4 separate regions of the Mus musculus genome follow, and all the other regions are linked to region 1. The links are chromatin loops, found by intact Hi-C in ENCODE. Cell type or tissue: heart. All regions are shown on one strand.

Evidence for each region. A loop is a pair of places that touch in the nucleus more often than their neighbours do. Peaks named below come from ENCODE experiments on the same cell type or tissue, not always from the same donor. Only the 100,000 strongest peaks of a DNase experiment are listed, where the experiment ranks them.
Region 2: it touches region 1 in a loop (2.5-fold over the local background); 2 of 42 quality-filtered maps call a loop at or near these places.
Region 3: it touches region 1 in a loop (7-fold over the local background); 12 of 42 quality-filtered maps call a loop at or near these places.
Region 4: a loop joins it to region 1, with 6 times the contacts of the local background. A loop is called at or near these places in 2 of 42 quality-filtered maps.

What each region holds. Positions count from the first base shown.
Region 1 is chr5:36,322,308-36,324,807 of GRCm38, reverse strand. The region is part of intron 1 of Sorcs2 (sortilin-related VPS10 domain containing receptor 2); the gene reads left to right. Among named protein-coding and RNA genes, the nearest start is that of Mir7689, 22 kb to the right of the region's middle. In heart, a CTCF peak has its summit at 1,104 (motif pointing left); a DNase peak (open chromatin) is centred at 1,077; H3K27ac peaks cover 1,017 bases.
Region 2 is chr5:36,140,153-36,142,652 of GRCm38, reverse strand. The region is part of intron 3 of Sorcs2 (sortilin-related VPS10 domain containing receptor 2); the gene reads left to right. Among named protein-coding and RNA genes, the nearest start is that of Gm52810, 4.9 kb to the left of the region's middle. In heart, a CTCF peak has its summit at 1,350; no DNase peak of the experiment used is centred here.
Region 3 is chr5:36,032,540-36,035,039 of GRCm38, reverse strand. All of the region lies in intron 18 of Sorcs2 (sortilin-related VPS10 domain containing receptor 2), which reads left to right. Among named protein-coding and RNA genes, the nearest start is that of Gm52811, 51 kb to the left of the region's middle. In heart, a CTCF peak has its summit at 1,057 (motif pointing left); no DNase peak of the experiment used is centred here; H3K27me3 peaks cover 134 bases.
Region 4 is chr5:35,980,652-35,983,151 of GRCm38, reverse strand. The region is part of intron 11 of Afap1 (actin filament associated protein 1); the gene reads right to left. Among named protein-coding and RNA genes, the nearest start is that of Afap1, 89 kb to the right of the region's middle. In heart, a CTCF peak has its summit at 970 (motif pointing left); a DNase peak (open chromatin) is centred at 931; H3K27ac peaks cover 427 bases.

The sequences.
Region 1 (2,500 bases):
TTAGATCATCACCGTGGCCTTAGCACTGAGTAGGGAGCATCTTTGTCAGGGAGTACCCTCCTTAATCCTAGGAGCCCATCGGTACCTGCTGTTTACCTGTCTTCCTGCTCTTGGACCATCTTCCTCTGCACCTCCCACCCATCCTGCTCTCTCCTCCCTTTTTCTCTCCCTCCCTTCTCCCTCCTTCCCTTCTCTCTCTTCTCTCCACTTCTAACTCCAGCTCCTCCCACACTCCTCCATCTTCCCTCTCCTCCCCCTCCTCCCCTCTTCCACAGAGCAATCCTCACGGCCACCCACACAATGAGGTGATTGTGAGTTAGAGTCCCACTGAAGGCCAGGAACATGGTGGAGGCCTGATTTTCATGAATGATCCGATGCCCGGCCCGGCCCACTGCAGGCAGCAACCTGAGCTCGGGCGGCCAGCCGGGTGGTTTGCTTCAGGGCTTTGTCTGGGAATGAAGAGGCCCTGGCCAGCAGCCACGTTGCCTTGGTAGTGGGGAGGAGGGACAAGGATGGCTGTTGGGGCCTGTAGGACAAGCTGGGTCAGCTGGGCCCCAGATCTATGAGGCACTCTGTGCAGGGTGGCCCAGGGGTTGGGACGGTTGGGACTCTGGTCAGAATCTATGGGTAAGAAGGGTCTGGCTGGGCTCATGTAAGATTCTGGAGAACAAGCCTACTACGTACCACTCACAACATTCCTTCAGGAGGACACTGGATTCCTACATTGCTGGACAGGATACTAGAACCACTGTGAACCCATTGTCAGCATGGGGAGCATGGGGAGATGGCGTCTCTACCACCCAGAGGGCTCGTTTTCTGGCCATGGCTGATGGACATCTCAGCCCTGCTCTGCCTGGTTATAGTGTAGGTTGTTCAGGGTAGGGACACAAGATACCCAACACACAGCAGTGAGTTTAGTAAAAATGACAGGCCTGTTGCTGATGAGACAGGGCCCTGGGGCTTCTCTGGGGTTGGTGTGAGCCAGCCCTCTGCAGTTCTAAGTGGGTCCCCTCCAGAGCAGCCCTGTCCAGCATGGGAACTGAGACTCAGTGTGAGCCCTGTAGGTCCGGACTCTTCTTCCTGGCTGCAGCGACACCTGCTGGTGGCCAGGCTGGTCCTAGTTCTATGGCTCCTGGGATGGCTCTCCCAGGTCCTGCCTCCTAGCTCCAGGAGAATATCTGCTTAGCTCCCCACCCAGGCATCTCTCAGGAGCCAGAGTCTCCTGTCCCTTGAGGGGACAGTGTTTTTTCTCTAATGGCCTGTCAGAGATGAACCTCATCTGGACAATGGTTTCTCTCTCTGATAGTGTATCAGAGATGAGCCTTGGTATGAATAATAGCTTTCTCTCTAATGGCATGTCAGTGATGAGTCTTATATTTGGCCTGCTCACTTGGGAAGAGTGGGCATCTGTGGACAACTCTGCCCCTCTTTTTCCAAAGGCCTTTGGGTTGGACCTGGTAGGTTTGGGGGAACCCTGGAACTTTGTAAGACTCCCAGTTTCCTTCCCAGTGCCTTTCCTCATCAAGGACACCCAGCTGAGTCCACTGGAGGACCAGGGAATAGCCACAAGCCTAGATTTTGGGCAGTGACCAAGTCTCTCTAAGCTTCAGTGTTCCCCTCAAATGGGAATCACAGTTGCTCAAACCCCTAAGACTCATGGGATAAGGATTACAAACACTGACCAACCAACCCCCCCAATCCCTGTCACCAAGGGAATGCACAGAGAACTTCCCAGGAGGCTGGGGACCCCCTGCAATGGGCAGGGGCTTCCTCCTTATTCTCTGTAACTTCATAGTCACTGACCATTGGGGAAAAGAAGGATCAGGGTGTCTATTTCCCATTGTCCCTCAGCTAAAGTCCACCTGCCTGGCCTGGCCACTGAGCCATAGAAACAGGCCTCGTAACCCTCCTTGTCTAGAAACCAGTATCATTGTTCCCCAGGGATCTTCCAAGTCCTTAAATTCTGAGACACCAATACTCATTGTCCTGTCCCAAGACTAGCTGAAATCATGCCTCTTTGGATGCCTGGGGACCATTTTACCTCCCTGAGATAATCATATCTTTCCCCAGGCTCCTGCTCTGTGGTAGGTGGTGATATTGGGGATTCTATGTGCAGTGTGCCACCTTCCCTTGAAGGGCACACTGGTCCCAGGAGGAATCATCAAATACCCCTTCACCACCAAGCCAAACTGGGAAGGAAACCATGCAACCTCTACCAGTCTGTCATCAGGACGCAGCCGTGCCCCTAGTCTGAATGCTACTTTGTGTTCCTTCTGTCACACTCTGCCCTTCCCCCCACTTCAGAAGTCCAGCTCAGTCCTTCCTCTGGCCATGACCCACAGGGAAGGTCAGAAAGTCTGTGGGGGCCAAGCAGTTAAGCTATTTGACGCTGGCATCTCCCTTCTAAATTCCCAGAATTCTGGAATTCTGGGTCCTGTGACCTAAGCTGGCTTCCAGGACCCAAATACATCTCTTTAGGTTGTGTGACCTGAGTGTGCCC
Region 2 (2,500 bases), 180 kb after region 1:
GGATTTTCTGACTTGGCTCAGTGCACCTCTGTGTGCCTTTGTGCTATTAGACATGTTGGGGCCCAGCCAAAGGTCCTGATACTGAAAAAAGTCACAACCTATAAGTAAGATAAAGAAGACAGGCAGACTTCACATAGGTTCAATCCTGAGTCCCGGATAGAGAGCTACTCTGAGCCTGATTATGCATGGGAGCCTTGACCCCTGCAGTGGGCTGGAAATGTCTCTGTGCAGGCTACCCTTGCTTGCTGTCTCGCTGTGTACCTGAGTATGTTCAACTCTTAGAAACGGTGTTCTATGCCCGTAGCTGCCTTACCTCAGGCCCTTTGCACATGAACAGTAACAACAGCCTGTTGTCCTAGTTCCCCATCACACAGTCTTCTGTGACTCTACATAATTGATTGACACCTGCCAGGCCAGACCTGTTCGCAAAAGGAGACTGTTTCATGAAAGATTGAGTGCATGAATACATTATAATATATAGATAATACCACTGCATAATTACTGGGGTAAAAGGGAGTAGTTACACGGCTAATTATGCCTCGTCACTGTGCCACTGGCTCTGTACATTGTGGTGTCTGTAATGGCTACAGGCAGAGAAAAAACGGCTCTGCACGTGGGTCATAAACAGGAACTCAAGGACAAGGCTGCAGCATGGATTCTAATTGTCACGTAATTAGAGAGCAATTAAATAGCTATTTGTCCCATAGAAATTAGCCATTAGCTGTCCTCTGTGTCCTGCTGTACTTTTAATAAGGTGCAGTGTCTCCCTTACTGACAGGAAAGTAAATACCTTGAGCTGAGGGGGACACCCACTGGGTACAAGGTGGGTGAGTCCCTGGGGCTCCTAGAGAGCAGTCTCTCTCTCTCTCTCTCTCTCTCTCTCTCTCTCTCTCTCTCTCTCTCTCTCTCTCTCTCTCTCTCTCCCTCCCTCCCTCCCTCCCTCCCTCCCTCCCTCCCTCAGCACTGATGGGCTAGTGTTCTGGCCATGGCCTAGAAGATAAATACCACATTTAGTGAACCAAAGAGAGATGTTACCTGCCCCGTGACCCTGTTACAACTGGGCTTTTCCTAGGCAGGTTTCTGACTTCCCTTACATATCTGAACCAGCCACTGTTCCCCAGCTTCTTCACTATAAGCACACACACCACACACACATGCGTGTGCACGCATGCGTGTGTACAGGAGTGCGTGCATACACTACACACACACACCCCACAAGCTGAAAAGACAGAACACCCACCAAATAACTGCAGGAAATGAAGACAGATCTGAAAGAGGAGAGCCAGCCTGCTCCCTCCACTTCCTATGTGAAGAGGGAGCCTGAAGTATCCTGTTTACCTAAGAGGCTCCACAGTGCCACCCAGAGGTACCCTCTCCCTGTGATGCACCTGCTCCAAGGCAACTGGAAGGCTCTCCCTCTCCTTCTCCCTCTCCCTCTCCCTTTCCCCCCCCCCCTCTCTCTCTCCCTCTCCCTCTCCCTCTCCCTCTCCCTCTCCCTCTCCCTCTCCCTTCCCCCCCTCACCAAAGCCTATGTTCATACAATCTCAAAGGCAGGAATTGCAGCATGACGGGAGCAGGGGCAGAAAGAGGTGTAGGGGGGGAAATGGGACACAGAAGAGAACCAGCTGAGGAGAGGAGGCAGGGGTGAGAACCGGGGGTCTTGGGGACAATCCTACAAGGAAAAGTTGAAAGACCAGACTGAGTCCCCATGGATGCTTGGAAGCAGGACACATGGGGAAACAGGTGAGGAGTGGAGAATGAGCTGAGGGAGTCCTCAGGTAGTTCCCTCAAGGATAGGAGGACAGTGAGGATGCAGGTGCCGAATCAGAAGATGACCAAGCACCAATCTGGGAGTCACCCTCCTTGAGAAGAAGTTCTGTACAACTTTGTATAGCCTTTGATGTATACAGTCAGGATGCGTGTCACCCGTGCAAGTGTGAAAGATAAAAGGCACATGGGAGAGGACACAAGCAGAAAGGAAATGCTGACAACCAGAACAAGTTTAGGCTTAGTGACACGAGGTGGAGGATCACCGTGACCAGGTGACCACACTATAGGTGTAGATATTGGCCTTGACTTCTCAAAAGACCAGCATCCTGGGGAGACAAGGGCCAAGCAAAGATGGAAAGAGGGAGAGAAACAACATCTGCTACCAGTCATTCCCAGTGGACAGACTCTGGAGGCTGGAAGGTGACTATTGTGGGCCTGATAGACCTACAAAGTAGGGAAGATGTTTGTCAACTGATCAACGACCTTGTGATTTTGGTGCAGGGGTTATGATTAGAATCCTACTGTGTCCTCTCCATGGTCCTCCCCCTTAGCTCTGCCTCTGCATCCCTGTCAAGAGCACTTTCCCCATGAACTGACTCTGGTGCTAGCTAATCCACTGTTAAACTTTTCCGTCCCCAGCACTCAGAAACCATTTAATTTTCAAAAAGTGTGTGTATGTGTGTGTGTGTGTGTGTGTGTGGTGTATTTCTGGGCACATGTGTATGTGTAT
Region 3 (2,500 bases), 290 kb after region 1:
ATTTTTACTTCAGAACAAGTGTTACATTTTCTTCTGATTTTAAAAATAATATATGCTCATTGTAGTATATTTAGGAAACATATTTATATAAAAACCCCCACCACATACATAAATATCACCCAAAATCCTGTTCCCCGGGGGAACTGTTAACTTTTCTGGTTCCTTCTGGTTCCTGTAAAACATAATAGTTTACGTGACACATTCCTGTGTCTCGGCTAATAGAAGCAGCTAATGATCCCTGCAAGAACATTTTAAAATGACCATTAGGAAAACATGAACGTCCAGAAAATCCAAAGGCAGAGGGGGAGTTCCCCTTCCCCTCCAGATTCTGGTTAATGGACACTCACAGAGGCAGAGAGAGATTGAGAACACCCCCACCCCCCAGGATTCTGTGCAGTCTCCACTCACAGGTCAGCAGGATTCCATATCTTTAGCTAACAGATATGAAGGCTAATATATAGATGAATCCAGGATCATGCATGTTGTGCATAAACATCCTTTAAAAGGCATCTGTCTGACTTTAGAAGTACAGGGAAACTGAGCCTATGGAGGACTCAGACTGGTCACACTAAGCACTTGTGTGTGCACCAGGCACTGTGACAGCCACTTCCTGTCAGAAGTGCAATCTAGCACTCAATAAATGTATGTTATAGATAAAGAAACTGGAGCTGTGAACAGTGAGGCCATTCTTTCGAGGTAAAAAGAGGCAGAGATGGCATTGTGTCCTCTGGAGGCCTCAGGACTCCAGGCAGACAATGGCTAAGTTTGTAGCCCCTAGGCCTAAGCTGTACAACCCTCCCTTCTCCTCCCACCCCAACACACACACACACACACACACACACACACACACACACACACACACACACCGAGGTCCTCTTGCTGATTGAGGCAGCCATCAGATACATACAAATGTATCTCCATTTGTATTGAGATCACAGATCAGAGCTCCTGGTCTGCCTGGGGTTCGCTGGACCCTCAGACAGAACCAGAGGAGGCTCTCAAACTCCTGGCCAGACATCCTGGAAACATGGCCATTTGCTGCCCCCTAGAGCTTAAAGCTAGTAACTACAGTACATCTGCAGATAGGCTGGGTCCCCAGGACAAGAGAACAGAGCATCTTCGGAACCCTTGCAGGGCTGCTTGTCAGGCTCAGACTGGAGTGGGCAGAATTGAGGGGAGCAACACAAAGATGCCTTGAAATAGGGGTTCCTGGGCCACCCGGGAGGCCTGGGAGGGAAGCGGGGAGGAGCATGGGACTGAAGATAGGCATATACACACTTAAACGGTGACACTAACTCCCTCCCACACTCACACACACTTTACAGGCACAGTGTGCACTCCTCCACTACACACACACACCTACCATTACACATCACTGGTCTTGAAAACAGGGCTGGGTGTGAGGAGCCTGCGTTTCCTAAGTATCTAAGAATTCACAGTGTTGGGGGATGGAGGCCAGACCCATAGATACCCTCCAGTCTGTAGCTGCCTTACACTTGACAGGTGCAGAACAGACTTGGGGAGTTGGCATCTCCATCCAGCAACGGCACCTCCCCCAGCCAGACCTCAGACACAAACCCAAAATAGATCACACACCTGCGTAGGATACGGGGAGGTGTAAACTTTTAGGACCCCACACCAAAGCCATCCCAGAAGCACAGACTGGGGATCCTCAGCACAAATGGGGCTCCAGGCTGTGGAATGAAGCAACATCTAGATTTGAAACCCCAGGGAAACTGTTGAGAAGATAAAGGCAGCTATAGACAGGAGGGCATCTGTGGGCACAGCCCAGTGAGCAGCGGAGCTGGACCATGCAAAGGTCTCTCTAGCTCTGCAGCATGGAATGGGCGTGAGACATGAGGGACAGTGGGCAGGGCAGGATGGACGATGTAAGCAAAGGCGTGCACTCAAGGATGGGAACGGGAACCCATGCCTTGAGTGCTACCAAGAACTCTTCCCCTCATAGGAATGAATTGGGTGTTGTCTTAGGGTTTCTATTCCTGCACAAAACATCATGACCAAGAAGCAAGTTGGGCAGGAAAGGGTTTATTCAGCTTATATTTCCACATCTCTTTCATCATCAAAGGAAGTCAAGACAGGAATTCACACAGGGCAGGAACTTGGAGGCAGGAGTTGATGTAGAGGCTGTGGAGGGTTCTGCTTACTGGCTTGCTTCCCCCTGGCTTGCTCAGCCTGCTTTCTTATAGAACCAGGACTACCAGCCCAGGGATGGCACCACCCACAATGGGTCCTCCCACCCTTGATCACTGATTGAGAAAATGCCTTACAGCTGGATCTCATGGAGGCATTTCCTCAAGGGAGGCTCCTTTCTCTGTGATAACTCCAGCTTGTGTCAAGTTGACACACAAAACTAACCAGTACAGGTGTGGACACACCCCCTTGCTCCTCATTCAACCCTGCCAGGAGAGCAATAGGCAAAGAGCCCACCTCCAGAGCCTGGATGCCTAAAAGCCTCAGTCTTGTAACCTATAAAATGGAC
Region 4 (2,500 bases), 340 kb after region 1:
CAAATGAACCACTTCCTGAGGTCTAGGGAGGTCCATGGGGTTGAGAGAACCTCAGGTTAACATCTGTTCTGTAATTGAGCATGGGTGACAAGCTGCATTTGTGAATGACATCTGAAGGGGACAGAGCTTTTGATCTTCAGGACAGGGTCAAAGCAGTGGCTCCCTGCTGGAGTCCACAGAGAACGAGGGTGTCACCTGCTGTGAGAAGACCCAGACCTGGTGGCCACAAGGGCAGAACAAGAGTCTGCACCTCAGAAAGGGGCAGTTTGCCTCTCTTCTCTGCCCTTGCTTCTCAGAGACTCAGAGCACACCAGCCTGATGCATATCACTACCTCACTACCCAGAGGAAGCTTCCAACGTCACCAAAACAATGAAGCAAAACACTGTCCAGGGCAGGCCACCTGAAGCAGACTCCAGCTCTGCCCCTGGCTCGTCCGGCTTCCTCCTTCCTTGCCTGCATGGGGTCAGGAAGGTGCTGGAGCTCTTCAGCCCCTTCTGCTTTTCACTCTGCCCACTCAGAGCATGGCTCCTCCCAACAGTGTGCCCCGGGGAGGTGGGATGAGGGTGCCCTTCCTTGCCGTCAAGAATCCCCTTCCCTCCGCAATGCTGACTTTCATTTGTGTCCCAACCTAGCCTATTCTGTCCCTGCTCCTTGCCTGCCTCTCCTCACTAGAACACAAGCTTCTGGGTGTACTGTCACCCCAATTTCCAGAGCACGAGGAGAGATGAGCTGGCCTCTTAGGAAGCTGGGCTTGTTTCGGGACAACTGTAAAACCCCAGGAAGAAATAAGCAAGATAGCATTTGCTCCTAACTAGGGAAACTAAAATCACAGAAACTTAACCAACAAATGTATTTCCCCCAAAATCGTTTCTCTGGGGAAAGTAGCTTAGGGCAACACGGCCACTCCTGTGGCTCTGCACACCCTAATGGCCACACTCTCTCACAGTGCATTGCTGCCCCCTGCTGGAAGAAGCTGGAAAGCATGGCTCCCCCAACCCTTTCTGCAGATACAGCATCTTACACTTCCTAGCTTATGAACATTGATTTAATTATTCTATGCTTAGTCTTTAGCAAATCAAGTGTAGGGAAGTTAAATGGACAGGAAGGAGGAAATTCAAGAAGAAGATATTCACTAGCCACTTAGGAGTTCCTGCGTGTTTCACATGCGCATTCAAGGCATTGACTGAATGTCTCAGTTGAGGACAGTCCGGGAACAGTTGTGAATGAGACGTGATACATGGAAGAATGGCAGGATACCAAGTGTGCCTTCACCTGCCGGCACTGAGCACGGCTACTGCTGACCGCTCAGTGTGGCACGTGTGTGCACAGAACTCTTTCTCCTCCACATCGCAGGAACTACAACTTGCTCTGCAGCGTCAGGTTCTGGCAACCTGTCCAGTACTCACACTTATGCACAGATATCAGGAAGATCAAAGACAGTCAGCAGAGCCCGGGTCTCTAACTGGGCATATTTCTGATTCCGTCATTGGAGATGTTTGAAGGATTTGAGAATCATGACACACACACATCCTTGTTGGCAGAGGCCTTCTCCACTGGCCAGAATATTCCAACGTTTGAGGGCGGGGCACAGGCCAACTCACATGAAGCCAAGAATAATAAGCAGGGGCTTCCCACTCCCTTCTGGCACTTTTTCCAAAGTGACTTTCAGCCAAGTGTGTAAGTACAAATGAGTCTGACTCTAAAACATAAGGCCATCCCAGGGAATGCTATATGCAAATGCAGGGACCTGCAGATGGTGGCTGGAAGGTGGCTCTCCCCACCCTGTCCCGCTCCAGTCAGTCAAAAGCATATTACCACCACCATGCTCTGCTGGGCCTACAGTGGGCAACACTTGGGAGAGCTTCAGGGGATGATGTCCTTCTGTCACATGACCCATGGCCTTTGGTCAGCCTCGGTGTCCAGCACCATTTACACCCCAGCATGCCCATCTCCCAGGACAATCCCACAAGATGTTTTTTTCTCTGTTTCTTGTCCCTTTTCAATACCTTATTTTTCTCTTCCCTTCAGTCAGACACAATTGCTGATAATTCTTATAATCATTTGGCAAAGATTCACCACACAGATGCCAAGTTATAAAAAGCGAAAAATTAACTAAATCCTGGGCTATCTATCGCTGGCAAGCCACCATATTTTGAAGGCCGTTTCCTTGTTCAGTCTCCTCTCTATTAAGTTTTACGGGAATGTTTGGCTAGAAAACTAAAACATGAAAATTAACTTTATTGCTAGCTGACATCCCTAAAAAGATTTTAATGAGGTAAAAAAAAAAAATTCCTAGGCTAAGTTTATGGCATGTGCCTTTTTAATGAAGAGTGTTCGTTTCGATACAGTGACTTGCATTCCTTTCTCCAAGATGTGACCACCCTACATTTGGTTTAAATTAAAATTCTGGTCAGTTATAAAGGAAAAACTGAGCCGTGTGCGGAGGCAAATACTTTTTCACTGAGGGCTTCTCCTAAATGTGGTAATGTTTGCTAGTTA